2 separate regions of the Homo sapiens genome follow, and region 2 is linked to region 1. Evidence: read pairs that join two places in POLR2A ChIA-PET (ENCODE). Cell type or tissue: PC-9. All regions are shown on one strand. Links, peaks and the distances in the headings refer to the core of each region. The heading gives the core; the rest is flanking DNA. Region 1 overlaps TOLLIP (toll interacting protein). Region 2 holds the start of LINC02689 (long intergenic non-protein coding RNA 2689).

Region 1 (12,239 bases), core at 1,276-9,275:
GATATAATTTTATTTTCTCCCAGTAATGAGCAGTCCCACTGTCTTTAACGGACACCTAAAGAGTGCAGAGCAAGGAGATGGAGCGCTGGACGCCTTCAAATACCGGGACAACCAGGATCCAGAGCAGCGAGGGACCCACAGTGCTCCCTCAGAGGCCTCTGGACCCCACGCCCACACGTCCCTGTGACCACCCACACCCTCCCCCGACTGGCTTCTCCATGCTGCTGTCTCCGGGACATGAGTCGCCTGTCTGTCCCCCACGTGTGGCCAGGAGGGCATGAGCCACCTGTCTGTCCCCTACGTGTGCCCAGGAGGGCACGAGCCGCCTGTCTGTCTGCCATGTGTGCCCAGGAGATACGGTGCTTTTCCTGCCATGTCCTCAGAGCTGTGCATGTGGCACACAGGAAGCAGTTGTCACAAATAAACAGGAATTTGGCCTGTGTATGTTAGTCCTGAGAACTTGGTTAGCACGAGTCTGTTTCTGCAAGATAACCCGTTCCTGGTGAGCAGACAGAGCTAGTCATAGAGCCTGCTGGCATGGGCTGTGCCAGGGCCCTGTGGGGTTGGCAGGGAAGCACGTCCTGTGTGGCCAGGTGTCCCCCGGGGAGAGAGCTCTGGGCTGTGAATCCTTCTGGGAGGCAGGCGAAGGGCCCTGGCCTTCTGTACCCCAGTGTTTCCTGTGTGCCAACAGGAACAGGTGCTTAGCATCTCGTGCCATGGGGCCTCTCAGCGCCCTCCTGAGCCAGAGCTTGCTGTTGAGCTGTACAGCGCCTCGAGAGAGGCTGCCTGGGGGAGGCTGGCCTGGGACTCCTGGCATGGGCCCACTCCGCTCAGGCACCTCTGCACCCTCCTCGATTGTCCGTAAGGGCAGGGGGTCCCTCCGGGCCCTGGCCTATGCCACACCCTCCGGAGGTGAAGCCGGGGTGCTCTGCTTGTTCTCGCAGTACGGCTTCTCTCACAGGGCAAAGGTCACTCGTGACGTGTCCCAGTCAAAAACGGGGTAAAGTGTGGGGAAACGCACAAAGTGTGTTTTGCTTTTTAGAGAAGAGCGGTTGAGCACACGCCATGCTGGCTGCTCAGGTTGGGGTGCAGCCTGCAGAGAGCTTCCCGAACTTGGGGGTCCTGAGTCCGTAACTGCTCGAAGCGGTGCCTGGATCGTCCGGGTCCCTTCTGTTTACTCACATTGGTTGTGGAGCGCTGACTGGCTTGTGCGCTCCAGGCCTTAGATGGGGACACAGGTGAGGAGCTAGACCCTCTCGGGGTCCTTTGAAGTGCCAGGCGCCCAGAGCACAGCAGGTGCAGGGCTTAACTCAGAACCTCCTGGAGCCCTGCCTGGCACCGTGTCATTGGGAGTCCATGGCACAGGCAGGTACGGGTTTCTGGTGTGCATGGCAGAGGCGTTCTGGCGGCCTCAGCACGTGCACTTTGCCTAAGCTCACGTCCGACACACCGAGGGTTCCAGGTTCCACTCGGTATTTCCTGAAAACAACTGCCCAGGGCACTGGCGCTGACCGGGGCCCCTGCAGACGGCTGGGTCTCCACCCCACTCCACCAGCAACCAGGCCTCCACCCCACTCCACCAGCAACCAGGCCTCCACCCCACTCCACCAGCAACCAGGCCTCCACCCCACTCCACCAGCAACCAGGCCTCCACCCCACTCCACCAGCAACCAGGCCTCCACCCCACTCCACCAGCAACCAGGCCTCCACCCCACTCCACCAGCAACCAGGCCTCCACCCCACTCCACCAGCAACCAGGCCTCCACCCCACTCCTCCATCAACCAGGCCTCCACCCCACTCCACCAGCAACCAGGCCTCCACCCCACTCCACCAGCAACCAGGCCTCCACCCCACTCCTCCAGCAACCAGGCCTCCACCCCACTCCACCAGCAACCAGGCCTCCACCCCACTCCACCAGCAACCAGGCCTCCATCCCACTCCTCCAGCAACCAGGCCTCCACCAGCAACCAGGCCTCCACCCCACTCCACCAGCAACCAGGCCTCCACCCCACTCCTCCAGCAACCAGGCCTCCACCCCACTCCACCAGCAGCCAGACCCATGCTCAGGGCCTCATCAGCGACCTTTCACCTGTGGAGCATGGTTTACCCCAGGCCCCTTCGGCCGCTGCAGGTGTGCGGGTGGTTTCGGGATGGCATTGTCCTGCCTGGGCCCATCCTCTCTCTTCCCCTCAGAAGTGGCAGTGGTGGACAGAGGGTCGAGGAGACATAGGATGCAGAGTGGGGAGGTCTTTCGTGGTTGTTTGGAATCGATTTACTTCCTGCGTTCTTCTGGGATACTTTTGAATTTCAGCTGTTTCATGTGGAAACATTTGAAGTATATCAGCAGAGGGTTTTCCAAATCACTTTAGACCTGAGGCTCAGCTTTTGTCTCATTCGTTTGACCAAGTGACCTGCAGTTCAGTGGCCCTGCCTTTAGCTGTGGACAAGGAGAAAGAAGCCGTGGGCACACATGGTGCAAGGGAGACCCTTTAAAATGACCTGAAAACCCACCTGAGCAGGCTTTGAGGACAGGAACCCATTTTTAGCGGCAGAAACCTGCATTTGGGGATCTCCTGAGTGAGGGCTGCACCTGTACCGCTGGGGGCCAGGCCCCAGGCTGGACACCCTTGACCCCTCCGTTTAGAGATGAGGAAACTGAGGCTGAGCACAGTCCAGGACTTGATAAGGACATGGGTGGGGGCGGGGCCGCGGGAATGCCGGGGGCAGCTGCTGTCGGGCTGCTTTGTGCCCCCACCCTGACTCACTGGCCTCTCTGGTCCCCGGCCCCGCAGGTGTACATCGGTGAGCTCCCGCAGGACTTCCTCCGCATCACGCCCACACAGCAGCAGCGGCAGGTCCAGCTGGACGCCCAGGCGGCCCAGCAGCTGCAGTACGGAGGCGCAGTGGGCACCGTGGGCCGACTGAACATCACGGTGGTACAGGTGGGCCTTGGGGCACCCTCCTGCCTGCCTGGGGCTGGTGCGCTCGGTGGGGGTGGGATTTCGGATTTCGGCGTTTATACTGCATTTCCTAAGCGGGCAAACAGAACTTCTGATTCCCGCTTTTCCTGAAACCTGTGTGATGTTGAAAACGATCTGTGTGAAAGATATTGGCATTGACCCCGGGTTCTACCAAACATAACTCAAGTGATGAGTAGTGGGTGTAGGTGGGCGTCTGCTCTGTGTAGGGCCTGGCTCTTCCACCAGGCTTGAGTACGCCCAAGGACACCTCCCGGACCCCCGCCGGCAGCTGGAGGAGGCGCGGCCGGCACCCCCGCCACCTGGTGTGTGCTGCGTGAGTGGCTTCCTGTTGGCCTCAGTGCCGGTGCCTGCACCCTCCCTCCCCACAGAGCAGCCCTCGGTCAGCCTCGGGGCCGGCCCGTGGTTGCTTAGTGGTCTTTCAAGTGAAAGCCAAAATCGGCAGATTGAACGCCGATTTTGATCACACGAAAACCGTCTGTAAGACTGCAGGAAAAGGAAACACACTGTGAGCCACGCAGGCTTTCGTAGAAATGCAGGGAAAGGAGACACACTGTGAGCCACGCAGGCTTTCGTAGAAATGCAGGGAAAGGAGACACACCGTGAGCCACGCGGGCTTTCGTAGAAATGCAGGGAAAGGAGACACACCGTGAGCCACGCGGGCTTTCGTAGAAATGCAGGGAAAGGAGACACACCGTGAGCCACCCGGGCTTTCGTAGAAATGCAGGGAAAGGAGACACACCGTGAGCCACGCGGGCTTTCGTAGAAATGCAGGAAAAGGAGACACACCGTGAGCCACGCGGGCTTTCGTAGAAATGCAGGAAAAGGAGACACACCGTGAGCCACGCGGGCTTTCGTAGAAATGCAGGGAAAGGAGACACACCGTGAGCCACGCGGGCTTTCGTAGAAATGCAGGGAAAGGAGACACACCGTGAGCCACGCGGGCTTTCGTAGAAATGCAGGGAAAGGAGACACACCGTGAGCCACGCGGGCTTTCGTAGAAATGCAGGGAAAGGAGACACACCGTGAGCCACGCGGGCTTTCGTAGAAATGCAGGGAAAGGAGACACACCGTGAGCCACGCGGGCTTTCGTAGAAATGCAGGGAAAGGAGACACACTGTGAGCCACGCGGGCTTTCGTAGAAATGCAGGGAAAGGAGACACACTGTGAGCCACGCGGCTTTCGTAGAAATGCAGGGAAAGGAGACACACTGAGCCATGCGGGCTTTCGTAGAAATGCAGGGAAAGGAGACACACCGTGAGCCACGCGGGCTTTCGTAGAAATGCAGGGAAAGGAGACACACTGTGAGCCACGCGGGCTTTCGTAGAAATGCAGGGAAAGGAGACACACTGTGAGCCACGCGGGCTTTCGTAGAAATGCAGGGAAAGGAGACACACTGTGAGCCACACGGCTTTCATAGAAATGCAGGGAAAGGAGACACACTGAGCCATGCGGGCTTTTGTAGAAATGCAGGGAAAGGAGACACACTGTGAGCCACGCGGGCTTTCGTAGAAATGCAGGGAAAGGAGACACACTGTGAGCCACGCGGCTTTCATAGAAATGCACAAATACAGCAGGCAGAAGAATCGCCGTGGACCTCACAAATAAGACTTGCTTTCAGGGGCTTCATGGTGTGGTGAGCACAGCTACACCGTCACCCCTTCCTCGCGGCGTGTCTCAGACCCTTGCTTGTGCAGCTGTTACTGTGCTGGTGTGGCCGATCCCTCTGCCCACCCAGTGAACTCCCGTAAGCCCATGCATTCCTGTGCCAGCTGCCACCAGGCCAGCCAGTGCCATCACCCGTCCTCAGCCGCCACCTCCTGGCAGGGCCTGGTGACCGCAGGGCACTCCACCTCACACAGTTCAAGCTCCAGAGCTGGCTGGGCCTTGGAGGTGGCCCTGGCGTTGCCCACGCCTCTGGCCCCCCTTGGTCCTCTCCCGCACCCTGGAGCCCACCACAGGCAGCCTGTTTCCTCCACGTGAGCTCACCCAGCCTTCTGTGGCGCAGCTCCAGTGGTGGGAAACATTCCTGCCTCCTCACTGGGCCAGGTAGCTCAGCCCCTGTTTCCTGCTTCTCTTGGCTTCTGGGCGGCCACACAGGTGGTTCCCTGCTTGCGTCCCCTCGCTGCTTCCCCTTGTTGTCTCCTGGGGCCCCAGTGGGATGCCAAGGGGTCTGGTCCTCAGCCCTCCTCCCCTCTCTGCCCACACATCCCGGTGACTTCTGCATCCCTGTGGGTCTAAACACCCATGTGCTGGCCCCAGCCTGAGCCGACCACTCAGCTCCACCCCAGATCCCTAGGTACGGACCATGGCCACATGGCCTCCCCAGGTGTTCCGTGGGCACTCCGGACTCCGTGTGCCCAAGGTGGAGCTCTCGGGCCACCCTCCCGGCTTCTCCCCCGTGTCCGCAGGTGGCTGCCCCACACTCTGGAAGCTGAGGCCCAAAGCCCTCGTGCTGCTGGTGCTCCAGGTTCATGTCCACCTCTTGCCCTTCAGGCCTGACCCTCAGCACAGGCGCCACCTTCAGCCCGTCCAGGCCTGGAGCCCCCCGCACCCACCCACTGCCCCCGCTCAGCCCCTGCAGCGTGGCCAGAGTAGGTCCGTTCCCGCGTGGGCCTTTCTCGTGGGCACTGTCCTGCCGAGCCTGCTCCAGCTGGGCCCATGTTTTCCTCACCCTAGTCACTCCTGACCTTCCTCTTCCCTGGCCGTTCTCCTCCCGCTTCCTGCAGCTCTTCCTCCAGATCCTGCAGCCCGCATACCCGGTCCTCCTAGCTGGTCACTCCCTGCAGTGGTAACGCCGTCTGCTGCGCTGTGTGTCTGCCGCGCATCTCTTGCCCATTGTGGGGAAAGCAGCGGTGCCCGTGTGTCCCCACGGTGTCTGCTGTCTGACGTGCGTCTCTTGCCCGTTGTGGGGGAGGCAGCGGTGCCCGTGTGTCCCCACGGTGTCCACAGTGTCTCCTGCACCAGAACAGCATGTGGTTGTGTGCAGTCATAGTGAATGGGCAGATGCTTCCATAAACATCGAGGAGGTCACTTCAGCAGAGCAGTTGATGTCACAGGACGCTCATCCTAGAGTTTTCTAGCCACAGTGCAGAGGGCAGTGGGAGGAGATGGGAATGAGAGGATGACGCTGAGTGTGGCAGAAGCAGGCAGGATCCAATGTGAGCAGGCATCGGTGACAGGCACGGGCATGCTGGCAGGGGAGTCCCATGTGCCACCCAGAAAGCTGGCTTTGCTCAAAGCCTTTAAAGTTATTAATAAAAATAAGTCATAGCAGCTAGGCAGAGACAGCACAGTTACCTGAAAGCTTTGGAAAATCATGCTGGTCTCAGACTTTCCTGCTACATACTCTCCAGAAAATAGGGCAGTTGCTAAGGAGTTTACAGGGGCAGAGTTTGGAGTGTAAGAGCTGATCTAGCAGATGTGTGGGTGTGCAGCAGAAGGGAATTGGAAGCTGCTAGAGGCTGAGCATGCCTGTCGCCCAGGAGCTTCCGGAAAACTGTCACTCCATAGCATTCCGGAGTACGCTGTGGCCACCCAAGAAACACGCTAAAATTAAGGACCCAAGAATGGGGCAGTTTTGACCTAAAAGGACCGGCCACAGCTTTGATTAGAAGTGAAAGGAGGGAACTTGTATGTGGACAAGAATAGAAAACAGAGGACCTGGCAGTCCAGAGATGTGGGCACAGGAGGGGAGAGTTCAGCTGTGCGGCGAGGGTTGGCGTGGACGGGACAGCCGTGCCCTCGGGGGTCGGTGAGGACGGGGCGGCCGTGCCCTCAGAGGTGGGTCGGTGAGGACGGGGCGGCCGTGCCCTCAGAGGTGGGTCGGTGAGGACGGGGCGGCCGTGCCCTCAGAGGTGGGTCGGTGAGGACGGGGCGGCCGTGCCCTCAGAGGGGGGTCAGCGAGGACGGGGCGGCCGTGCCCTCAGCGGGGGGTCAGCGAGGACGGGGCGGCCGTGCCCTCAGAGGGGTGCGGTGAGAACAGGGCGGCGGTGCCCTCAGAGAGGGTTCAGTGAGGACAGGGTGGCCGTGCCCTCAGAGGGGCGTCAGTGAGGATGGGGTGGCCGTGCCTTCGGGGGGTGGGTGGTGAGGACAGGGTGGCAGTACTCTCAGAGGGGGGTTGGTGTGGACAGGTTGGCCGTTCCCTCAGAGGGGGTCGGGGGGCAGTGTCTGGACTCTGTTCCACTGGGAAGGAGGAACTGGCGGGCTCCATGTGGGTGGGAGGGCCGGGATGGCTCCCGGGGTCTCTATCACCAGCTCCTGGGGGTGAGCCGGGTTGGCTGCAGGAGAGCGGGTGGCAGTGGTACAGGGAGGCCGTCTGCATTCCAGGCAGGACGCTTTACAGGCAGCCGGAGCTGCAGGGCTGAACCCAACCCAGCTTACGAGGGCTTTTCTCCTGGTTTTTTCTTGTAAAGGTTTTACAGTTTTAGGTTTTATATTTGAACCTGCCATCCATGTTGAGTTTGTTTGCTGAACAATCATCTTACTTGCCACGGTCTTCTGTCTTATTCTGAACACACGTTCACTCCCACCCCGAGGACCTCAAATGTCCCTGCCCAGCTGAGCACCTGGCCTGAAGTCGAATCTCATGGTCTACATGTGATGTGGCTCCTTGTGATTGGGAGACACAAGAAAGACAAGTTCCAGTCCCCAAAACCCCACGTACTCCGATAGCACAGGCAGGGCTGCTGCCTTCACGAGGGAGGAAAGCAGCCACGTGGCGTCTGAATTATGTGCAGCAGGTGTCCTCACTCTCACCTAGAGCGAGGATGCACCTCTCCCGGGTCATCATGCTCCGGGGGCAGGTTCACACTCCATGTCATGCTCTGGCTCTCAGCTCTGTCCCGGGACCTCCTCCTCTTTCCCTCCTCAGCCACTTCTGAGGAGGGCATTAGAGAGTGCGCCCTTCATGGTGGGTGAGTGGCGGCCTCAGCTGTGTCTGTGAGCGTCGTAGGTTTCTGCTGTCAAGGACGAGCCACGTGCTTTGTCTCAGAACTGCACGATCCATCTGTGGCTCACTCTTCTTGCTCCTGGCCTCCTGGGAAGCAGGTCACAGCCGTGTTCAGGCGACTCTGAGTGGCTGTAGTCTATGTGTTAGGAAAAGGCCTCGTGGAAGGGTTCAGGGAGGCAGACGGCCTAGAGAACCCACCCTCTCCTGATGGTTGGCACCTCCTTTTCCTGACATTGGCTTCATTCCAGGCAAAGTTGGCCAAGAATTACGGCATGACCCGCATGGACCCCTACTGCCGACTGCGCCTGGGCTACGCGGTGTACGAGACGCCCACGGCACACAATGGCGCCAAGAATCCCCGCTGGAATAAGGTCATCCACTGCACGGTGCCCCCAGGCGTGGACTCTTTCTATCTCGAGATCTTCGATGAGGTGAGAGGGACGTGCCAGCTATTATGGAGGCTGCACGTGGCTGAGCGTGGCTGCCGTGGGGACACACCTGCCAACACAGCCACGTTCCTGGCTGGCTTCGAGGCGTGGCTCCCCACCTGGTGTTTCATTGGGTGCATGACAGGGTCCTGCTCTCCCCAAGGAATGTGAAAAAGGGATTGTTTCCAGCTCCTTGAACATACTTACATTTGGAAACATCCCCAGTGACAAGCATGACCCAGGGATACAGCGTGCACGTGTCCCCTCCGCTGGGCGCACAGGGTCTGGCCGCTCACCAGCAGGTGGGATTTCCAGGGACAGAGCGTGCACGTGTCCCCTCCGCTGGGCACTGATCTGGCCGCTCACCAGCAGGTGGGATTTCCAGGGACAGAGCATGCATGTGTCCCCCGCCACTGGGCACTCGTCTGGCCGCTCACCAGCAGGTGGGATTTCCAGGGACAGAGCATGCATGTGTCCGCCCCGCTGGGCGCACAGGGTCTTGCCGCACACCAGCAGGTGGGATTTCCAGGGACAGAGTGTGCACGTGTCCACTGGGCACTCGTCTGGCCGCTCACCAGCAGGTGGGATTTCCAGGGACAGAGCGTGCATGTGTCCGCCCCGCTGGGCGCACAGGGTCCGGCCGCTCACCAGCAGGTGGGATTTCCAGAGAGTGCGGCTGCCTACTGGGTGGGAAAGCTGTTCTTGGTGGTGCGAATGGTCGTGACCCTTGAGGGTCCTGAGTCCCGTCCGTGGCTGCACCTGCAGCGCTTCTGAGGCAGAGTCAGAAGGTCAGAGGGGATGTGGCGAGGCTGCTGCTCAGTGTGGTCCTGGCACCTCGCACCTGTGGCATTGTGAGGCTAGAGACTGGGTGGGGGCCGGGGAGCAGTGTGGGGCAGCCAGGCCAGCAGACGGCCAGCCCTCCCTGCCTGGGCCCTGCCTTTTCCTCCCGGCTTTTCTCTCCCCGTCCCTACCTGCTTTCCCCTCCCTGGCCCTCAGAAGAGTAGAGAGCGCATGGGAAGTGCAGAGTCAGCTGTGGGAGGCAGACCCCGTGTCCTTTCCAGTCTGCACCCCGGCTGCTCTGGGGCTTGACAGGTGGCAGCCGGTGGAGCAAGGATGGGGCCCCGAGGGCTGGGGAGGAGCAGCCAGTGTCCCTGAAGTGGAACTGAAGGAGGACAGCAGCCCAGGGCCCTCGCTTTCCCCAGCCCCAGACCTGGCCCTGGCCCTGGCCCTGGCCCATCCTGGTGGAGAGAGGGAAGAAGTCCCCTACGGAGGCTGATATACGATCGTGAAGCCTGCGCTGCCCGAGGGGTCTCATCGATGGGGTGTTGGTGCAGGTGGGAGCCCTGTTCCACAGATAAGACGGGGACTCGAGGCGGGCCCACGATGGTGCGGCTGCAGGGGCAGGGTGGCCCCTTCCCTGATGCCTGGGGCCTCTCCCTCTTGTCTCCCGCAGAGAGCCTTCTCCATGGACGACCGCATTGCCTGGACCCACATCACCATCCCGGAGTCCCTGAGGCAGGGCAAGGTGGAGGACAAGTGGTACAGCCTGAGCGGGAGGCAGGGGGACGACAAGGAGGGCATGATCAACCTCGTCATGTCCTACGCGGTGAGCTGCACGCCTGGGCGGGGTGGGGCGCATTGGGGTATGTTGGAGCACGTCGGGGCTATGCCGCCCCACAGACACCCTTGTCTCTTTCCTGGAGGCACTGAGCCCATAAAACAGCAGGGCTCACGTTCTGAGGACAGAGGGCAGGGGCCCTGGGTGGTTTGGTGGCAGAGAGGGGCTGCCCTGCCCACTGCTCCTGCCCATGTTCTCTGTCTGGGGAAACAGCATAGGGGTTGTTTGTGTTCCTAAGATGAGCCAACCCTTTGTGGTGGTCTCCACTGCAGGCCCCTGTGTCCTCGGAGGACCCCCACAGCCCTTCCAAGCTCTGCCCTTAGGGTCCAGCTGAGCAGCCCTCCAGGGTCTGAGATACAGCCCTGGGCCCTGCAGGACACCAGGCTCCTCCCCACAGGGCAGGCATTGGCCGTGGTGTGGCAGGGCATCTCTGGAGATGTCGGGGAAGCCTGGGGGCTGCTGTGCTCAGGGTCAGGAAGTCGAGGCCTGGCTGTGGGGCCAGCACGTCAGCGCCCTGGCTCCCAGCCATCTCCATTCTCAGGGCACCTGCAGCTCCTGGGGGCATCAGGAGGGCCAGTTAGAGGCTCCAAGACGCAGAGCTCCTGCCGTCTCGTCTGTATCATCAACCAGAGGATTTTCAGGCTGTTACTGAAAAATGGTGCTGTGGGAAATGCCAGGCAGATGTGACAGCAGAGAGGGTGCAGCAGAGAGGGTGCAGCAGGGAGGGTGCAGCAGGGAGGCTGCAGCAGAGAGGGTGCGGCAGGGAGGCTGCGGCGGGGAGGGTGCGGCGGGGAGGCTGCGGCGGGGAGGCTGCGGCAGGGAGGGTGCGGCGGGGAGGCTGCGGCGGGGAGGGTGCGGCGGGGAGGCTGCGGCGGGGAGGCTGCGGCAGAGAGGGTGCAGCGGGGAGGCTGCGGCGGGGAGGCTGCGGCGGGGAGGGTGCGGCGGGGAGGCTGCGGCGGGGAGGGTGCGGCGGGGAGGCTGCGGCGGGGAGGCTGCGGCGGGGAGGGTGCGGCGGGGAGGCTGCGGCGGGGAGGGTGCGGCGGGGAGGCTGCGGCGGGGAGGCTGCGGCGGTGAGGCTGCGGCGGGGAGGCTGCGGCGGGGAGGCTGCGGCGGGGAGGGTGCGGCGGGGAGGGTGCGGCGGGGAGGCTGCGGCGGGGAGGGTGCGGCGGGGAGGCTGCGGCGGGGAGGGTGCGGCGGGGAGGCTGCGGCGGGGAGGCAGCAGCAGGGAGCTGCTTTTCTGGGCCATCTTGGCTCCTCCCACCCCCTTTTTGTTAAAGCTGGGATATTTTAAATCATGTCCCGGCCGTGAGTGACGATGTGTAAATGTCTCATGACACGTCTTTAACAGACGCTTTCATACAAACACAGAACCATCATGACGCTCCAGTGATTTTACCTGCAGTTGACAGTTTCGAACTCAGAGACGACAGTGGTGCAGTGACTTATCCGCAGTTGACAGTTTCGAACTCAGAAGACAGCGGTGCAGTGACTTATCCACAGCTGACAGTTTTGAACTCAGAGACGGCAGCGGTGCAGTGACTTATCCGCAGCTGACAGTTTTGAACTCAGAGGCGACAGTGGTGCAGTGACTTATCCGCAGCTGACAGTTTCGAACTCAGAGACAACCGCGGTGCAGTGACTTATCCACAGTTGACAGTTTTGAACTCAGAGACAACAGCAGTGCAGTGACTTATCCGCAGTGGACAGTTTTGAACTCAGGAGACAGCAGTGCAGTGACTTATCTGCAGTGGACAGTTTTGAACTAAACTCAGAGACGACAGCAGTGCAGTGACTTATCCACGGTTGACAGTTTTGAACTCAGAGACAACAGCAGTGCAATGACTTATCCGCAGTGGACAGTTTTGAACTCAGGAGACAGCAGTGCAGTGACTTATCCACAGTGGACAGTTTTGAACTAAACTTAGAGATGACAGCGGTGCAGTGACTTATCCACAGTTGACAGTTTTGAACTCAGGAGACAGCAGTGCAGTGACTTATCCGCAGTGGACAGTTTTGAACTAAACTCAGAGACGACAGCGGTGCAGTGACTTATCCGCAGTTGACAGTTTTGAACTCAGAGGTGACAGTGGTGCAGTGACTTATCCACAGTGGACAGTTTTGAACTCAGAGTTGACAGCAGTGCAGTGACTTATGTGAAGTTGACACTTTCAAACTCAGACACCACAGCAGTGCAGTGTGGTTCCCCCCAGGCCGACTCGACACCTACACTGGGATGTCCCTCCTGTCACCATCCTCTCTCAGT
Region 2 (16,952 bases), core at 5,319-13,318, 58 kb before region 1:
CGGGATGAGCCGGTCACGGGGGGAGGTTGGTTTCACTGGACCCCTCCATCAGGGAGGGTGCAACGATGTGTCCCGGTTGGAATAGACGCTTCCTCTGGACATGAGTTTCTGTCCCTGGTCATGGCACTTCTGCCGACACCACATGCAGAGTCTGAGCAGCTGTCATGGTCCTCCACAAAGCATTAGCTGCGACCCAGGGCCCCATTCCACAGAGGAAAGGGAGAGAAAGGGCTCAGGCCCATGCGTTCCCTTGCTGTACCTGGGCCACGTCACCCCCATCATGGGCTGTTGAAGGCTCACTTGTGTGACAATGTGTGACAGCTGTCTACAGGACGAGGCCTCTGGAGGGTGTGGTCCCACAAGGTGGGCCAGGTCCATGTGTGATGTTCTCCCAGAGCCGGGACACGTAGGCCCAGGGTGGTTCCCTGCACCATGGCCCTAGTGACGCACCGGCTAAGCCCATGCTCCCCGCGTCAGCACGTCTGGGTTTTGCAGGTGCTGAGGTGGTGCGGAGTATTCACGTCACACACACGCTTCCCCTGAAGGGGACGCCTGGACAGCCACAGGCCCAGGAGTCCTCTTGCCACCAGAGCAGTAGACCTCCTGCTGGGGCAGCGGGCTCAGGCGGCCAAGGACAGTCAGGACGGCTCCTTCAAGGGAGCAGCGGGAGGAGGCTGAGCCTGGAGTCTCCCCAAGACCACCTGGAAGCCAAAGTTCATGAATGACATTTTGTTGTTTTTATGTTTTGCTATTTTTTTTTTTTTGAGACAGAGTCTCGCTCTGTCGTCCAGGCTGGAGTGCAGTGGTGTGATCTCAGCTCACTGCAACCTCTGCCTCCTGGATTCAGGTGATTCTCCTGCCTCAGCCTCCTGAGTAGCTGGGATTACAGGCGCCCGCCACCACGCCTGGCTAATTTTTGTATTTTTAGTAGAGACGGGGTTTCACCATGTTGGCCAGGATGGTCTCAAACTCCTGACCTCAGGTGATCCGTCCGCCTCGGCCTCCCAAAATGCTGGGATTACAGGCATGAGCCACTGCGCCCGACCATGGATGGCATTTTGGAACAACCCCAAAGAAAAGGACGAATAACGGCTCAGTCCCTTTGAGAACACAATGGCTATGGAGCCACGGACAGGACACCGTGCCGTGCAGAGGCGGCGGCGGGGCTGGGGCAGCCACGCACGTTTTCTCCTCCCACCACTTCCCCTCCTTGAGCCCTTCCCTGCTGTTTTACATGGGGTGTGGTCAGCATTTATTTATTTACTTATTTATTTATTTTATTTTTCCATAAGTTATTGGGGTACACGTGGTATTTGGTTCCAGGAGTGAGTTCTTGAGCTCTGATCTGCGAGATCCTCGTGCACTCATTACCTGAGCAGTATACACTGCACCCTATTTGTTGTCTTTTATCCCTCGCCCCCTCCCATTCTTCCCCTCCAAGTCCCCAAAGTCCACTGTATCATTCTTATGCCTTCGCGTCCTCACAGCTTAGCTCCCACATATCAGTGAGAACACACAATGTTTGGTTTTCTGTGGTCAGCTTTTAAACTTGGTATCTGATTTACAGGATGGCAAGAGAGGACCAGTGTTGACCTAGAAAAGCAGCTCGCCTGGACTGGAGGTTGCCACACCGACTCACAGGCCTCTGTTTACCCGTGCGGGGGGATGGCAGGTGGGCCTCACTGGAGAGCCGTCGCTGGGGGGCAGCAGCCGGGTGGCGTGGGCCTCACTGGAGAGCCATAGCCAGGAGGGAGCAGCCGGGTGGCGTGGGCCTCACTGCAGAGCCGTCGCCGGGAGGGAGCAGCCGGGTGGCCTTACAGGAAGTCTTCACTCTGCAGCAGGGCAGGCCTGGCCAGTGACCAGAAGCAGGCCGTGCTGGCCTGTTTGCTGGTCACAGCCCTGCACACCCCCACCCTCATGTGCTTTCCTCCCACAGCGCAGGAGAAGCTTGGACTACACCACTTGGGATGTCTTTCCTGAATGGTTCTGGGTCAGCCTCTGCCCGTGGCATCATCCAGGAGCCCTGAGTGTGGCGGCAGCATCTTCTGAGCCTGTGCCTGGTGCTGCACAAAGCAGGGGCCAGGCAGCAACTCCCCTGCCTCTCCTGTCCAGAGCCCACCTTCCCAGGTCTCCCGAAAGCCTCTCAACCTCTGTGCTCCCTACAATCCAACAGTTGAGTTCCTCGGGGAAGTGGAGAAGGAATCGGAAGACTGAGGAGTGCAGAAGGTTGGGTGGAGCTCAGGCATGACCAGCTCACCCGCCCGAGTCTCCCAGGAGATAGTCACTCCATGGCCCAGCCTTGTGATTTGCCACAAAAACAGTGCAAAAAGAAAAACCACATGTCAATTTCAATAGAGGCAAGATAAATACTTGATAAAATTCAACAGTATTTTAAGATAAAACTCTTACCAAACTAGGAATAAAATAATTTTTTTAACTTTATAAAAGGAATACGCAAAAAAAACCAAAAAAAAACAAAAAAAAACAAAGCACAGCAACCATCACAATTACACATTTTTAAATAAAATCAGGAATGAGACAACTCACCCTCACTGCCTCTAACCCACAAAGAACTTGAGGACCCACTCACCACCAGACAAGAAAAAGCAACAACGGGCCGGGCGCGGTGACTCATGCCTGTAATCCCAGCACTTTGGGAGGCCGAGGCGGGTGGATCATGAGATCAGGAGATCAAGACCATCCTGGCTAACATGGTGAAACCCCGTCTCTACTAAAAATACAAAAAAATTAGCCGGGCGTGGTGGCGGGCGCCTGTAGTCCCAGCTACTCGGGAGGCTGAGGCAGGAGAAGGGCATGAGCCCGGGAGGCAGAGCTTGCAGTGAGCCGAGATCGCGCCACTGCACTCCAGCCTGGGTGACAGAGAGAGACTCCATCTCAAAATAAATAAATTAATAAATAAATAAAATAAATTTTAAAAAGAAACAATGGATATTAAAAATTGGAAACAAAGAAACTAAACTATGTATTGAGGAAATGATTACTTACAAAAAATACTGCAATCCACAAATTATGAGAATTAAAATAGTTTAACAAGATGCTCCAATCTAGAAATCAACATTCGAAAGTCATTTGCAGTTTTCTATATGGGCATCAAACACAAATGTGAAAATTCAAACCCCAAAATAAAAAATACTTAGGAATAAACCTAACAAAATACATATAAGATCTGTGAGCAGAAAATTATTAAAGTTTAATGAAAGACTTCAAAGAAGACCAGAGAGAGAGAGACAGAGTGAGAGAGAGCAAGAGAGAGACAGCATGAGAGAGCGAGAGAGAGGGAGAGACACAGAGAGAGAGCGAGAGAGACAGAGAGAGAGAGAGAGCAAGAGAAACAGAGAGAGAGAGAGACAGAGAGAGAGCCACAGAGAGCATGAGAGAGCGAGAGAGAGAGACACAGAGAGAGCGAGAGAGAGCGACAGAGAGAGCAAGAGAGAGAGCGAGAGAGACAGAGAGAGAGAGAGCCACAGAGAGAGTGAGAGAGAGCAACAGAGAGAGAGCATGAGAGAGTGAGAAACACAGAGAGAGAGCGAGAGAGACAGAGAGAGAGAGAGCAAGAGAAACAGAGAGAGCGACAGAGACAGAGAGTGAGAGAGAGCGACAGAGAGAGAGCATGAGAGAGCGAGAGGGACACAGAGAGAGCGAGAGAGACAGAGACAGACAGCAAGAGAGACAGAGAGAGCGAGAGAGAGTGACAGAGAGCATGAGAGAGCGAGAGAGAGTGAGAGACACAGACAGTGAGAGAGAGCGACAGAGAGAGCAAGAGAGAGAGCGAGAGTGAGAGAGAGAGAGACAGAGAGAGAGCGAGAGAGACAGAGCGAGAGAGAGCAAGAGACAGACAGAGAGAGAGCAAGAGAGAGAGCGAGAGAGACAGAGTGAGAGAGCGAGAGAGACAGAGAGAGAGCGAGAGAGAGAGAGCAAGAGAGAGAGAGGTTTGTGTGTGGGAGTCAATGTTGTAACAATGTTATTCCTTCCCTCTGTAATATCTGTGTACAATGCAACTCCTATCTAAATTTCACCGGCATTGTTTGCAGAGGCAGGGAAAGGGAGTTGATAAGAAGGCAGAAAAGGGCCACAAAGATAAAGTAGTCTAAGCTCCAGAAGCTCCGAGTGCCGTGGTGACGGCAGGGCAGCGTAGGTGGACGGCAGGGGAGCATGGGTGGACGGCAGGGCAGCATGGGTGGGTGGCAGGGCAGCGTGGGTGGACAGCCAGTGCTGGGGCCGGGTAGAAAGTTGGTATTCTGAAAAAATCACATCTGCCTTTTCTCCTGTCCTATTCTCAGTGGGTCCCTAACCCAGGCAAGGAAAAGAGGGGCTGTTTGTGGTGGTTCACACCTGTAATCCCAGCACTTTGGGAGGCCGAGGCGGGCAGATCACGAGGTCAGGAGATCGTGACCATCCCGGCTAAAACGGTGAAACCCCGTCTCTACTAAAAATACAAAAAAAATTAGCCAGGCGTAGTGGCGGGCGCCTGTAGTCCCAGCTACTTGGGAGGCTGAGGCAGGAGAATGGCGTGAACCCGGGAGGCGGAGCTTGCAGTGAGCCGAGATCCCGCCACTGCACTCCAGCCTGGGCGACAGAGCGAGACTCCGTCTCAAAAAAAAAATAAAAATAAAAATAAAATAAAATAAAAAATGAGCTGGGCATGATGGCACAAGCCTGTGGTCCCAGCTACTCAGGAGGCTGAGGTGGGAGGATGGTTTGAGCCTGGGAGGTTAAGGCTGCAGTGATCCATGATCATGCCTCTGCACTCCAGCCCGGGTGATGGAGCAAGACCCTGTCTCAAAACAAACCAAAAAACCCCCACGTAAAACCACGCTGTAGGCTGGGCTCGGTGGCTAATGCCTGTAATCCCAGCACTTTGGGAGGCCAAGGCGGGCGGATCACGAGGTCAGGAGATCGAGACCATCCTGGTTAACACAGTGAAACCCCGTTTCTACTAAAAACACAAAAAAATTAGCCAGGCGTGGTGGCGGGCGCCTGTAGTCCCAGCTACTTGGGAGGCTGAGGCAAGAGAATGGCGTGAACCCGGGAGGCAGAGCCGGCAGTGAGCCGAGATCGTGCCACTGCACTCCAGCCTGGGTGACAGAGCAAGACTCTGTCTCAAAAAAAAAAAAAAAAAAAAGAAACCACCTGTATAGTGTTGAGGGTCACATGTGTGCTGTGAGGTCTACAAACGTGCCCCGGCACGACACTCCAGATGTGGAATCTGCCCCAGGAGGGAGAGCAATGGCACCACAGGGCACCAGGGGCTTTGGGTGGATTGGACGGGTTGAATCCACTTAAAATCATGGCACAGACACAGCCAAATGTCAGGGAGTCTTAGAGCTGGGAAGGGCTGAAGGTGCTTATCATATCATTCTCTATGGTTTTCCGTATGTTAGAGACATCCCATAACAAAACAGAACAGAGGAAGAGGAAGGCCAATCCGTGCTGCACTGATTTAGCAACGAGCAACTCACGAGGGAAACAAAACCCTGGCTGGAGGCACTGGCCAATTTCCGTGGTGTAAACATTCCCACCATGGCCGACGCCCAAACCACCCACCTGAGGGGGCTGACAGAGCAGACACATAGCACCGGCCTCCCAGCTGGCAGGGGCCGGCCCCCAGCACACATCGTGAAGGACACACAGCACCAGCCCCCAGCGCACACCATGAAGGACACACAGCACTGGCCCCCAGTGCACACCATGAAGGACACACAGCACTGGCCTCCCAGCTGGCAGTGGCCGGTCCCCAGTGCACGTCGCGAAGGACACACAGCACTGGCCTCCCAGCTGGCAGGGGCCGGCCCCTAGCGCACGTCGCGAAGGACACACAGCACACCTCCCTGAGCTGGAGCCAGCAGGCAAGGGTCACGTCTCTACAATCAGGGAGAAGAACAGAGAGGCTGCTGTGGGAACCCAGCAGGCATCCGGCTCACCGGCACACCCGGAAGCTCGTGTGGAGCAGGGCCGGGCACGTGCAGGCTGTGCCCACCCTCGCACTCACGTTCACGTCTGGAAGGCAGAGAACGGCCCAGCAGGGCAGCAGGCAGGTGGTGAAGGATGCACCTATGGTGATGGCTTAGACAGGAACTGGAGGGGCAGGCCCTGCCGCTTTTGTGGCCAGGATCTCCCCAGTCTCTGCCACTCCGGCCGCCACAGCAAAACACCCCCGTCGGCGGCTTCAAGCAACCGACATTTAGCTCACAGCTCTGGAGACTGTGAGTCTAACAGGCCCCGGCAGACTGTGGTTCACAGCCAGCGCCTCCTGGCCACATCCGAACGTAATGAAGCGGTGAGGGGCTCTCTGAGGTCCCTTTTGTCTGGGCACTAATCCATTTACGAGGCCGACCCTCACGGCCAGACCCGCCCAAAGGCCCCTCCTCCCAATAGCATCACCTTGGCAGTGAAGGTTTCAACAGAAGAATTTCTGGGGATAGACGTTCGGGCCATGGTGACCTCTCTGGGGGTGCCCCTCAGTGTGAGAAGGACGGAGAGAAGGCGCCGGCTCCACAGGTAGCTGCGGATTCACATTCCAGGCGGAGGTGCTGGGGCAGAGGCAGGGACGGGTGTCTGGGTGTGATCTAGATCCTGAAGGGAGGCCCGGGGGCCAAGCAAGGCGGCTGGAGCGGCCCCAGCACCATGGAGGCCACTCACTCACAGGCTCTCAGAGGCATTGGGCTTGATGCCCCCCAGGCTGTCCTGTGGGTCGGGCACCGCAGTAGGGCTGGGAAGACCAGGCCTGGCCCTGGCCGGCCCAAAGCAGGAAAATGGGTCGGCAGGTGGAACGTTTGCCCTTTGAGGGAACTGGGGCTGAGGTAGGCAGGGAGGTGGCACTCTGCTCCGTGGGCTGGAAAGAGCCCTGGGAAAGGGGGAGAAGAGCCACGTGCAGCCACGGCCATGCTGAGTCCAGACCCAGGACCAGCAGGGGTGGCTGAGGAAATGAGATGCAGAGAGGTGGTCATATAGTGACTAGAGGAGGGGGTGGTCTTGGATGGGGCGTCTTGGATGCAGGGTCTTGGATGGTGGGTGTAGACACATTTTTTGAGACAATTTGCTATGAATAGAAGAAAATTAGGGAGTTGCTAGAGGGGTTCCATGTTCCAGGAGGCACTGTGACAGGCAAGAGGGGGTGGGGGACCTGGTGTAGGCCTGGGAGGGGAGTCGGCGGGGATGAGGGGTAGGGGATGGGGGTCCAGGTGTGAGGCCTGGGAGGGGAGTCGGTGGGGATGAGGGTGAGGGTGGGGGTCCAGGTGTGAGGCCTGGGAGGGGAGTCAGTGGGGATGAGGGGTGAGGGTGGGGGTCCAGGTGTGAGGCCTGGGAGGGGAGTCATTGGGGGTGGGGGTCCAGGTGTGAGGCCTGGGAGGGGAGTCGGTGGGGATGAGGGGTGGGGGTGGGGGTCCAGGTGTGAGGCCTGGGATGGAAGTTGGTGGGGGTGGGGGGTGGGGGGTCCAGGTGTGAGGCCTGGGAAGGGAGTCAGTGGGGATGAGGGGTGGGGGGTGGGGGGTCGAGGTGTGAGGCCTGGGAGGGGAGTTGGTGGGGGTGGGGGTCCAGGTGTGAGGCCTGGGATGGAAGTTGGTGGGGGTGGGGGGTCCAGGTGTGAGGCCTGGGAGGGGAGTTGGTGGGGGTGGGGGTCCAGGCATGGGGCCTGGGAGGGGAGTCAGTGGGGGTGGGGGTCCAGGTGTAAGGCCTGGGAGGGGAGTTGGTGGGTGTGGGGTTCCAGGTGTGAGGCCTGGAAGGGGAATTGGTGGGGGCAGGGGTCTAGGTGGGAGGCCTAGAAGGGGAGTGGGTGGGGGTCCGGGTGTGAGGCCTGGGAGGGGAGTTGGTGGGGGTGGGGGGTCCAGGTGTGAGGCCTGGGAGGGGAGTTGGTGGGGGTGGGGGGTCCAGGTATGAGGCCTGGGAGGGGAGTTGGTGGGGGTGGGGGGTCCAGGTATGAGGCCTGGGAGGGGAGTTGGTGGGGGTGGGGGTCCAGGTGTGAGGCCTGGGATGGAAGTTGGTGGGGGTGGGGGGTCCAGGTGTGAGGCCTGGGAGGGGAGTTGGTGGGGGTGGGGGTCCAGGCATGGGGCCTGGGAGGGGAGTCAGTGGGGGTGGGGGTCCAGGTGTAAGGCCTGGGAGGGGAGTTGGTGGGTGTGGGGTTCCAGGTGTGAGGCCTGGAAGGGGAATTGGTGGGGGCAGGGGTCTAGGTGGGAGGCCTAGAAGGGGAGTGGGTGGGGGTCCGGGTGTGAGGCCTGGGAGGGGAGTTGGTGGGGGTGGGGGGTCCAGGTATGAGGCCTGGGAGGGGAGTTGGTGGGGGTCCAGGCATGGGGCCTGGGAGGGGAGTCAGTGGGGGTGGGGGTCCAGGTGTGAGGCCTGGAAGGGGAATTGGTGGGGGCAGGGGTCTAGGTGGGAGGCCTAGGAGGGGAGTGGGGGTCTGGGTGGGAGGCCTGGGAGGGGAGTTGGTGGGGGTGGGGGGTCCAGGTGTGAGACCTGGGAGAAAAGCTAGCAGAGGCAGAGGGTTTAATCCACCCACCTCGCAAGAGTGTCAGGAACAACAGGTCATTTCTCAAAGGCAGTGAGGCATAGAGGTTGGAGATCAGACCTCACATCACACTGAGGGTGATCCCGGTAATTACAAATTACATTTGCAACAGATCAGTACACAGAGAACATTTAAATAGAACATAATTAGTACGCTCAGAAAAATCGGTAAAACACATAATTAGTAAGCTCAGAAAAATGGTAAAACACAGAAATACTAATGAAAACAAACACATCTGCATATTCCAGTGCGGCCGAGCTTCTGTGAGAGACCCGTTGCCGTTCGCAAGTCCGAGGTGATTCAACCTTTTAAAGCCAAGGTCAGCGTGATTCTTCCAGGATAATGAGAACATCGACACCATTTGACTCAGGATTATAGTTTCTGGGCCAAATTTTAAGGAAACAATCCCTAAGGAGAAACAATTGTTTTCTCCTTTCCATGTTAGAGTGTTAGCTCTAAGAGTCAATATTACTAGCCTAAGAGTCAATATTACTAGCCTGGGTGCAGTGGCTCACACCTGTAATCCCAGCACTTTGGGAGGCCGAGGCAGGCGGATCGCCTGAGGTTGGGAGTTTGAGACCAGCCTGGACAACATGGTGAAACCCCGTATCCACTAAAAGTTAAAAAAAAAGTAGCTGTGTGCATTGGTGTGTTCCTGTAGTCCCAGCTACTTGGGAGGTTGAGGCAGGAGAATCACTTGAACCCGGGAGGCAGAGGTTGCAGTGAGCTGAGATCACACTACTGCACTCCAGCCTGGGCAACAGAGCATGACTATCTCAAAAAAAAAAAAAAAAGAAAAAGAAAACAAATGAGAGTAAACATGATTGGAAATCACTCAAGTGTCCACAGTAAAAGAATGGTTGGGCAGATTACGGTACATTCACTTAAAATCCTATGCCATTGGGGATATATTGTCATAATGCCGAAGGGAAAATGAAAAATTACAGTGGCCAGCGTTTTACGACACTCACCATGGGTCAAGAATGCTCCGTGTTGAACTCATTTAATCTTCACAAAGGTCCAAGGAGTAGCTTTGATCGGTCCCCACCTTTATGAATCAGGAAATGAAATCTCGTGCCCACAGTCACACAGCCCGTGAGCTGCAGATCCCAGGCCCACCCTCCCTGGCCTCTTGTGGTCCCAGCCTTGGGGTCAACTCTCTCCCACGCAGCTGGAAGGCTCGAGAACGGAGAACTCTTCAGAAAACTGTTTCCTGGGCAGAGAAGGGCCAGCTGGAGGGAGAGGAGCCCAGGGGAGCTGACCAAGACCACACGTCTGGGGTGTCGCTGCCTGGTTTACACCTGGTCCTATGGGTGGGGCGGGTACCAGAGGGTTTGAGCCTGACCGGTCAGGTGGGCCTGGCTGGGTGGTGTCCACTGCTGTGGGGGCCTCCACGTGGGAGGAGAAATTCCCAGAGCCAAAGAGGAGTGTGGTCCCAGAGCACGGCTCCCGGGCGCCAACCTTGGGGGAAGCGGAGGAGGCTCCCAGGCCAACCCTGGGGGAGGTGGAGGAGGCATGGGGAGAGGGTTGGGCAGCAGTGCAGGGAGGGTTGTCAGAGCCAGGGCGGGGCGGCCTCGCCCTCCCACATCAGCCTCGCTGCCTGCCGGGGGTCAGGGCGCCAGGGCCTCTCCTGGGGCTACGACTGCACCCGGAGCCGTCAGATTCTCCCAGGCAGAGGAGCCAGGTCCAGGACCCTCTCATTCTGCAGGGCTCTGCGGAGCATGGGGGCAGGTAGGGGAGGGCAGCAGGACCCTCAGAAATGGACGGACTCGGGCTGGACCCGTAAGATGTGGCTGCACCCAGGCTGAAGCCAGCTGTGCTCTGGGAACAGCTGGGGAAAGGAGCTGTGTCCCCCGGGGCCATCGTTCCCTCTGTCGGGGGCTTTGACTGCCGGAGAAGAGGGAAGGGAGGAGTTATCCGGCAGGACCAGGGTGGGCACAGGTGGCCTCTGAGACCCTGTCTTTGTGCGTTGCTCTCCATGCAGCGACGTGGCTGGAAAACCAGAGCCCTCGCCAGGAGAGAGTGAGGCTTGACAGACAGCGCCTCTCCCTCCGCAGGGCACCGGCCCTGAGATGGTACAGGAGCAAATCTACCCACTGGGCCCCAGGCTGGCCGCCGCATAGGAGGGGCTGGGTCGGCCGAGACGTCTCAGAGGGAAGCTGGAGTCCCCGGAAGGTTCTGGTCCAGAGGCCCAGTGGAGGGACACACAGACCCACCCCCGAGAGCACTGAATTTGGGTCAGCGCCTGGGCCATCTGCAGCCCCGAAGCCCACACCCTGGGGTCTCCAAGCCCCCCCCAGCACAGGCTAGCGGCTCCAGGCAGAGGCTTTTCTTCCTGAGGGGTGTCTACCCGGCCCCCCGGCCTGCAGGGCAGAGTCACAGCGCAGGGCTGGCAGGCCTGGCAGGGAGGACAAAGGGACAGAGGCCGAGTCAAGACGTTGTGTCTCCCGAGCAGACGGAGCAGGTGGGGCCTCAGGCCTCCAGGGCCGCAGGAGTCATCCATCAAACTGAGTGCCCCTCATTGAAATTCTAACGGCAATGCGGCCACAGGCAGGGCTCCTCCAGGGCATGCCCTCCCTGCCTGCCTGGTGCTCCTGAGAGCCAGACCCAGGTCACAAGGTCATGAGGCCGCACGCAGAGGCCATCCCCGGGGAGCTCCGGGTGGGCGCCCTGCATGGCCTTCCTGAGGACCACACGCCCCTCCCCCAGACGCTGGACAGACACACTTCTCATGGGGAGCTGGGTTTTTCTCGGGTTCTCGGTGCCCACATGGCTCTGCCGTATATGATAAAGCATGTCCTTTGCCACCAGCTAGTGCTTTGTGTGTGTGAGTTAATCTCCCCTCCCGGGCGGAAGGATGCCGCCCTCCCCAAGCTCCCCACACGGGTCGGCCCACCCACGACCAGGGTCGGCCGCCCAGCCTGATCCACATGTAGGACCCAGCTTGGCCCCCTGTGCTCATGCAGAGTCTTGCTTTTCATTTAGTTCAGAAGGTGGGTAGGGAAGAGAGGGCTGGGGTTGATCCCTCCAGCCTCCCACAGTGTCTGAGGACCAGAGAGGGGCCCTGTGATACAGAGAGAGGGTGACGTAGAAGGGGGTGCGGTTTGCAGAACAGGCTCCTGCCAGCTGTGGCAAGGACTTGGGGTTTTATTCCAAAGGAACTCCCAACTAATCATTAGCCAGAAACACAGAATCTGGGTCATGACCCCTGCTTGGTCCCCAGCATTGTTTGGAAGTGGAGGTGAGGATGGGGGAAAGTCACAAGCGTTCCTGGCACTCTTTCTGCTTAAGCAGTGGGTGGCTGGTGGTTCTATTTACAGAGATGGTGGGGTTGAGTCTGGGGCCCTGTGGGTAGATGGGGCTGAAGACCCGGCGTGGGAAGCGAACCACAGACATGAGTGACTGTGACGGCGCTACTGACAGCCGGCATCTGGAGTGTAACATGCCAGGCATCGTCCCCGCACTTACACGGATTGTTCATGAATCCTGCTCTGCAAGCGTCTCCCTCCTATTGGAGGGAATCTCCTCAAATGAGGCCATTCCTATAACTAAGGAGGGTTGACCAGGCCCCTGAGGAGGCCGCAAGACCTCTGGAGAGGCCACAAGACTCCTGAGGAGGCCAGGAACTCCGAAGAGAAAGGGAGTGCCAGCTGAGCATGGAAAACTCAGCAAAGATGTCTTTCAAAACTGTTTCTTTGCTGTGAGGCCAGCGTGTGTCAGTGGGGTCCTCTGGACCAGCTGAGTCAACAGTTTCGTAGGTATGCAGGACCTGAAGGAATTTTTTTTTTTTGAGACGGAGTCTCCCTCTGTCACCCAGACTGGAGTGCAATGGTGCGATCTTGGCTCACTGCAGCCTCCACCTCCCGGGTTCATGCAATTCTCCTGCCTCAGCCTCCTGAGTAGCTGGGATCACAGGCACCTGCCACCAGGCCCAGCTAATGTTTGCATTTTTAGTAGAGATGGGTGGTTTTGGCCAGGCTGGTCTCAAACTCCTGACCTCAAGTGATCCACCTGTCTCGGCCTCCCAAAGTGCTGGGATGACAGGCGTGAGACACCATGCCTGGTCCGTACCCACCTTCTGAACCAAATGAAAACCAAGACACAGCCGCCACCCCATGAGGCCAAGCCGGGTCCCACGTGCGTATCTGCTGGGTGACTGCCCCGGTCCTGGGCACACATGCAGATGATCCGTGACGTGCTGTACACTGACAGGGCCACAGACAAACGTCACGTTTATTCCATCCCGGCGGACATGGAAAAGCACTGGACAAAACCCATCACCCACTTGTGATAAAAATTCTCCCACCAGGGCCAGGAAGGAGAAAGGGCAGCTCCGTGTACACCGACTCTTCACTCAGCGAATTGTTCGTGTGCGTCACTGTGGGCTCGCGGCTTTTTATTCTGTGGGTTACAATCCAGTAAACTATCACCCGGCGCGTGGGAGCTTTCATCTTGACTCCCAGGTCCCCTCCCCACAAGCCCTGCTCCCGTTCACGCATTTCCTCACGTTCCGGGACTGTGAGTGCTCCAAGCTCAGCCTGACGTTTCCCTGCCCCGGCCTTGGTGCCAGCCGAGACTCCGAGGCCTGTGGGGTCCTCTCACTGGAGGGTGACGTCGGGGACCGAGACCTGCACCCTGTGCTTCCTTTGGTACTGGGGTATCCCGGTGTCTAGGCCCTCTTGGTGGACAGAGCCAGAAGATGCATGCCTGTGTACTCACCCCCATGCACAAACAATCTACATGTGTGTAGATTGACCGTGTGAGCTCATGCTGCTGCCACCCACCCTAGGGCACACGTCCATCCTCGCCCACCCCAGCAGCACCGGCCCCTCCTCACCCACCTCAGGGGCATGGGCCCTGTCCTCACCCACCCCAGCAGCACACACCCCATCCTCACCCACCCCAGGGCACACATCCATCCTCGCCCACCCCAGCGGCATGGGCCCCTCCTCACCCACCCCAGGGGCATGGGCCCTGTCCTCACCCACCCCAACAGCACACGCCCCCTCCTCACCAGCACATGCCCCCTCCTCACCCACCCCAGGGCACACATCCATCCTCACCCACCCCAGGGCACGTGCCCCATCCTCACCCACCCCAGGGCACACGTCCATCCTCACCCACCCCAGGGCACACGTCCATCCTCACCCACCCCAGGGCACACGCCCATCCTCACCCACCCCAGGACACACGTCCATCCTCGCCCACCCCAGTGACACGGGCCCCTCCTCACCCACCCCAGGGCACACGCCCATCCTCACCCACCCCAGACGCATGGGCCCTGTCCTCACCCACCCCAGGGCACACGTCCATCCTCACCCACCCCAGCGGCACGTGCCCCATCCTCGCTCACCCAAGTGGCACACGCCCATCCTCACCCACCCCAGGGCATGCGCCCATCCTCACCCACCCCAGGGCACACGCCCATCCTCACCCACCCCAGCAGCGCGGGTCCCTCCATGCCCACCCCAGCAGTGCAGGCCTGTTCTCGTCCGCCGCTTTACCTGTTGCATCTCTTGTCTGAAGAAACCTGGCTTTCACACCTTCACCTGCTTGTCTAGTCCCAGCTGCGGGTGAACTGGCTCCAGACTTGCTGATACACCCCCGTGAGGGACAGACCCACCACCCAGAGCCTGGCATCCATGCACAGCGTGTCTTGTCTTCAGCCTCACCTTCAGCGTCCAGTCAACGCTGTCCCCGCGGTGACTTCAGGCGTTCCTTTACTTCTCGACTTCCTTCAGTGTGACTGTGTCATTCCTCTGCAATATGGTCACATTCATCTGTTGGGTGGATGTGGTTAACCCTTGAACGATGCAGGCTGAGGGGCAATGACGCTTGCACAGAGAAAACCCACATAGAACTTCTTTGACAGGGTCTTGCTGTGTCACCCAGGCTGGAGTATAATGGTGCAATCTCAGCTCACTGCAGCCTCGAAATCCTGGGCCCAAGGGATACTTCCTCCTCAGTCTCCCAAGTAGCTGGGACCGAAGGTGCACGCCACCACACCCGGCTAATGTTTGTGTTTTGTAGAGATGGGGTCTCCTTTCATTGCCCTGGCTGGTCTTGAACTCCCGGGCTTAAGTGGTCCTCCTGCCTTGGCCTCCAAAAGTGCTGGGATTACAGGCATGAGCAACCGCGCCCAGCCTGATTCCCTAAAACTTAACTGTTAGTAGCTTATTGTTGACCGGAAGCCTTCCCCAATAACATAAACAGTTGATGAACAGATATTTTGTATGTTATATATGTTATCTACTGTATTCTTACAATCAAGTAAACCGGAAAAAAGAACGTTATTTAAAAACTCATAAGGAAGATAAAATATATTCACTAAGTGGAAGTGGATCATCATCAATGCCCTCATCCGTGTCGGCTTCACATTGAGTGGGCTGAGGAGCAAGGGCTGGTCTTGCTGTCTCAGGGGTGGCAGAGGCGGGACAAAGTCTTTGTCCAAACGGACACTGGGTTATTAGCCAGCACCATTTATTCAAAATTCCAGCCTTGCCCCTGTGACTTGTGCAGCTACCCGTGTCCTGGGGTCTCCTGTCTGCAGGCCTGGGGCATCTGCACCTGCAGCCACCCATGTCCTGGGGTCTCCTGTCTGCAGGCCTGGGGCATCTGCACCTGCACCAGACACAGTTTCTTTCTTTTTTCTTGTGGGGGGGACAGAGTCTTGCTCTGTCGCCCAGGCTGGAGTGTACTGGTGGGATCTCGGCTCACTGCAAGCTCTGCCTCCCGGGTTCACGCCACTCTCCTGCCTCAGCCTCCTGAGTAGCTGGGACTACAGGCGCCCGCCACTACGCCCAGCTAATATTTTTGTATTTTTAGTAGAAACGGGGTTTCACCATGTTAGCCAGGATGGTCTCGATCTCCTGACCTCGTGATCCGCCCACCTTCACCTCCCAAAGTGCTGGGATTACAGGCGTGAGCCACCGTGCCCAGCCTGCACCATCCACAGTTTCTGCCTTGAGGTTTCAAGGAGTGTTCTGTCTGCTAGTGTGTTCCCACCTCTTCTTACCTGAGTGCTTTCCTGTAAAAACTTTGCTATCAACCCGTCTAACTCCATAAAACTGCAAAAAAGGTGTGGGGACCTTTGCGGCATTGCACTGACCTCGCCTGATGCTTGGCCCCACGTACATCTGCTCGGTACCACTCAGGCCTCCTTTCGGGGTCTTAAGGTTTTCCCTAGACACATTTCAGCATTTCTCAAAACGGTGGCCCACTGACACCGCCGGGGTTTTCTTCTGAGCGGCTGCTGACAATTTTGCAAATTCTAATGCTGGCACTTAAGAAAAAATCTCACTGAAAGGTGTTAAGCCAGGCTTCAGCCAGGGGCAGGACTTGTGTTCCTTCTCCAAATTGTCCTGAAATGGCGTTTTGCAAGACACCTGCCGAGGGCCACTGCTGTCCAGCCTCGCCCAAGGAGGAGCCGCCCAGGTGGAAACTGCCAACCGTGCCCGTGTCAGCTGTCCTAGGCAGTGCGATGACAGTCGTTAGGAGATGGCGTCCACAGCAACGTGGAAAATCCATGCCTGAGGAGTCACCGACCCAGGACCCCGTGAGCATGCGACCCGTAGAAATGGCATCCGTGCGTGCACCACGTTAGCAAAGGAAGGAAGAAAATCGCACACTCATCTCCACAGATGCCAAAAGTGCTTTTGATAAAATCCAACATTCATTCATGGGTTTTTTAAAAAACAACAAGAAAACCTAGCAGACCAGGAGTAGCAGGAAACATCCCCAGCGTAACTGTGGGTGAGGCACAGGAGCCGTCCCTGACGGCGGGAACAAGGCTGGGGGCCTGGTGTCGCGCTGTGTGCGGCGCTGGGCTGAATTCCAGTGCCCAAAAGAAGAGAGATTAGAGGAGAAAGCAAGGTGATGGCGTCACACAGGACGTGGTTGGGTGTGTAGAAGACGCAGAAGAACCTCACGTCCCGGGCTGAACTGGGACCCCCGCCCTGCACTCGGATGTTACAGCCCTGACCCCAGGACTTCAGAGGTGACCCCCGGGACCTCAGAGGTGACCCCCGCCCTGCTCTCGGACACTACAGCCCTGATCCCCAGGACCTCAGAGGTGACCTTATTTGGAGATAGGGCCTTGCAGATATAATGAAGTTAAAGTGAAGCTATCAGGGTGGGCCCTAATCCAACATGACCAGTGTCCTAGCAGAAGGAGGACATTTAGACAGAGCTGTGCACGAGGGGGACGCTGTCTACCAGCCAAGGTGAGAGGCTTCAGAAGGACCCAGCCCTGTGCGGGTCCAAGAAGAAACCTTGATCTTCGGCTCCAGCCTCGAGGACTGTGAGAGTAACTGTCTGCTGCTCCCGCTGCCCGCCCATGAAGCTTTGCTTTTTTAGAAATGGCGTCTTGCTCTGTCACCCAGGCTGGAGTGCAGTGGTGTGATCTCGGCTCACTGCAACCTCCGTCTCCCAG

What was found. Peaks named below come from ENCODE experiments on the same cell type or tissue, not always from the same donor. Only the 100,000 strongest peaks of a DNase experiment are listed, where the experiment ranks them.
Region 2: POLR2A ChIA-PET joins it to region 1 with 10 read pairs; 4 of 35 experiments call an interaction of 5 or more read pairs at or near these places.

What each region holds. Positions count from the first base shown.
Region 1 is chr11:1,286,349-1,298,587 of GRCh38, reverse strand. TOLLIP (toll interacting protein) reads left to right here. Exons shown (of 6, transcript NM_019009.4): 2 at 2,794-2,943; 3 at 8,179-8,361; 4 at 9,812-9,964. Among named protein-coding and RNA genes, the nearest start is that of TOLLIP, 17 kb to the left of the region's middle. RefSeq lists an enhancer at 1-171. In PC-9, for the core only: a CTCF peak has its summit at 4,768 (motif pointing left); no DNase peak of the experiment used is centred there.
Region 2 is chr11:1,343,303-1,360,254 of GRCh38, reverse strand. It overlaps LINC02689 (long intergenic non-protein coding RNA 2689), which reads right to left and starts at 9,948. Exons shown (of 5, transcript XR_930972.2): 1 at 9,493-9,948. RefSeq lists enhancers at 19-518, 519-1,020, 6,101-6,848, 11,129-11,681. In PC-9, for the core only: no CTCF peak of the experiment used is centred there; a DNase peak (open chromatin) is centred at 8,424.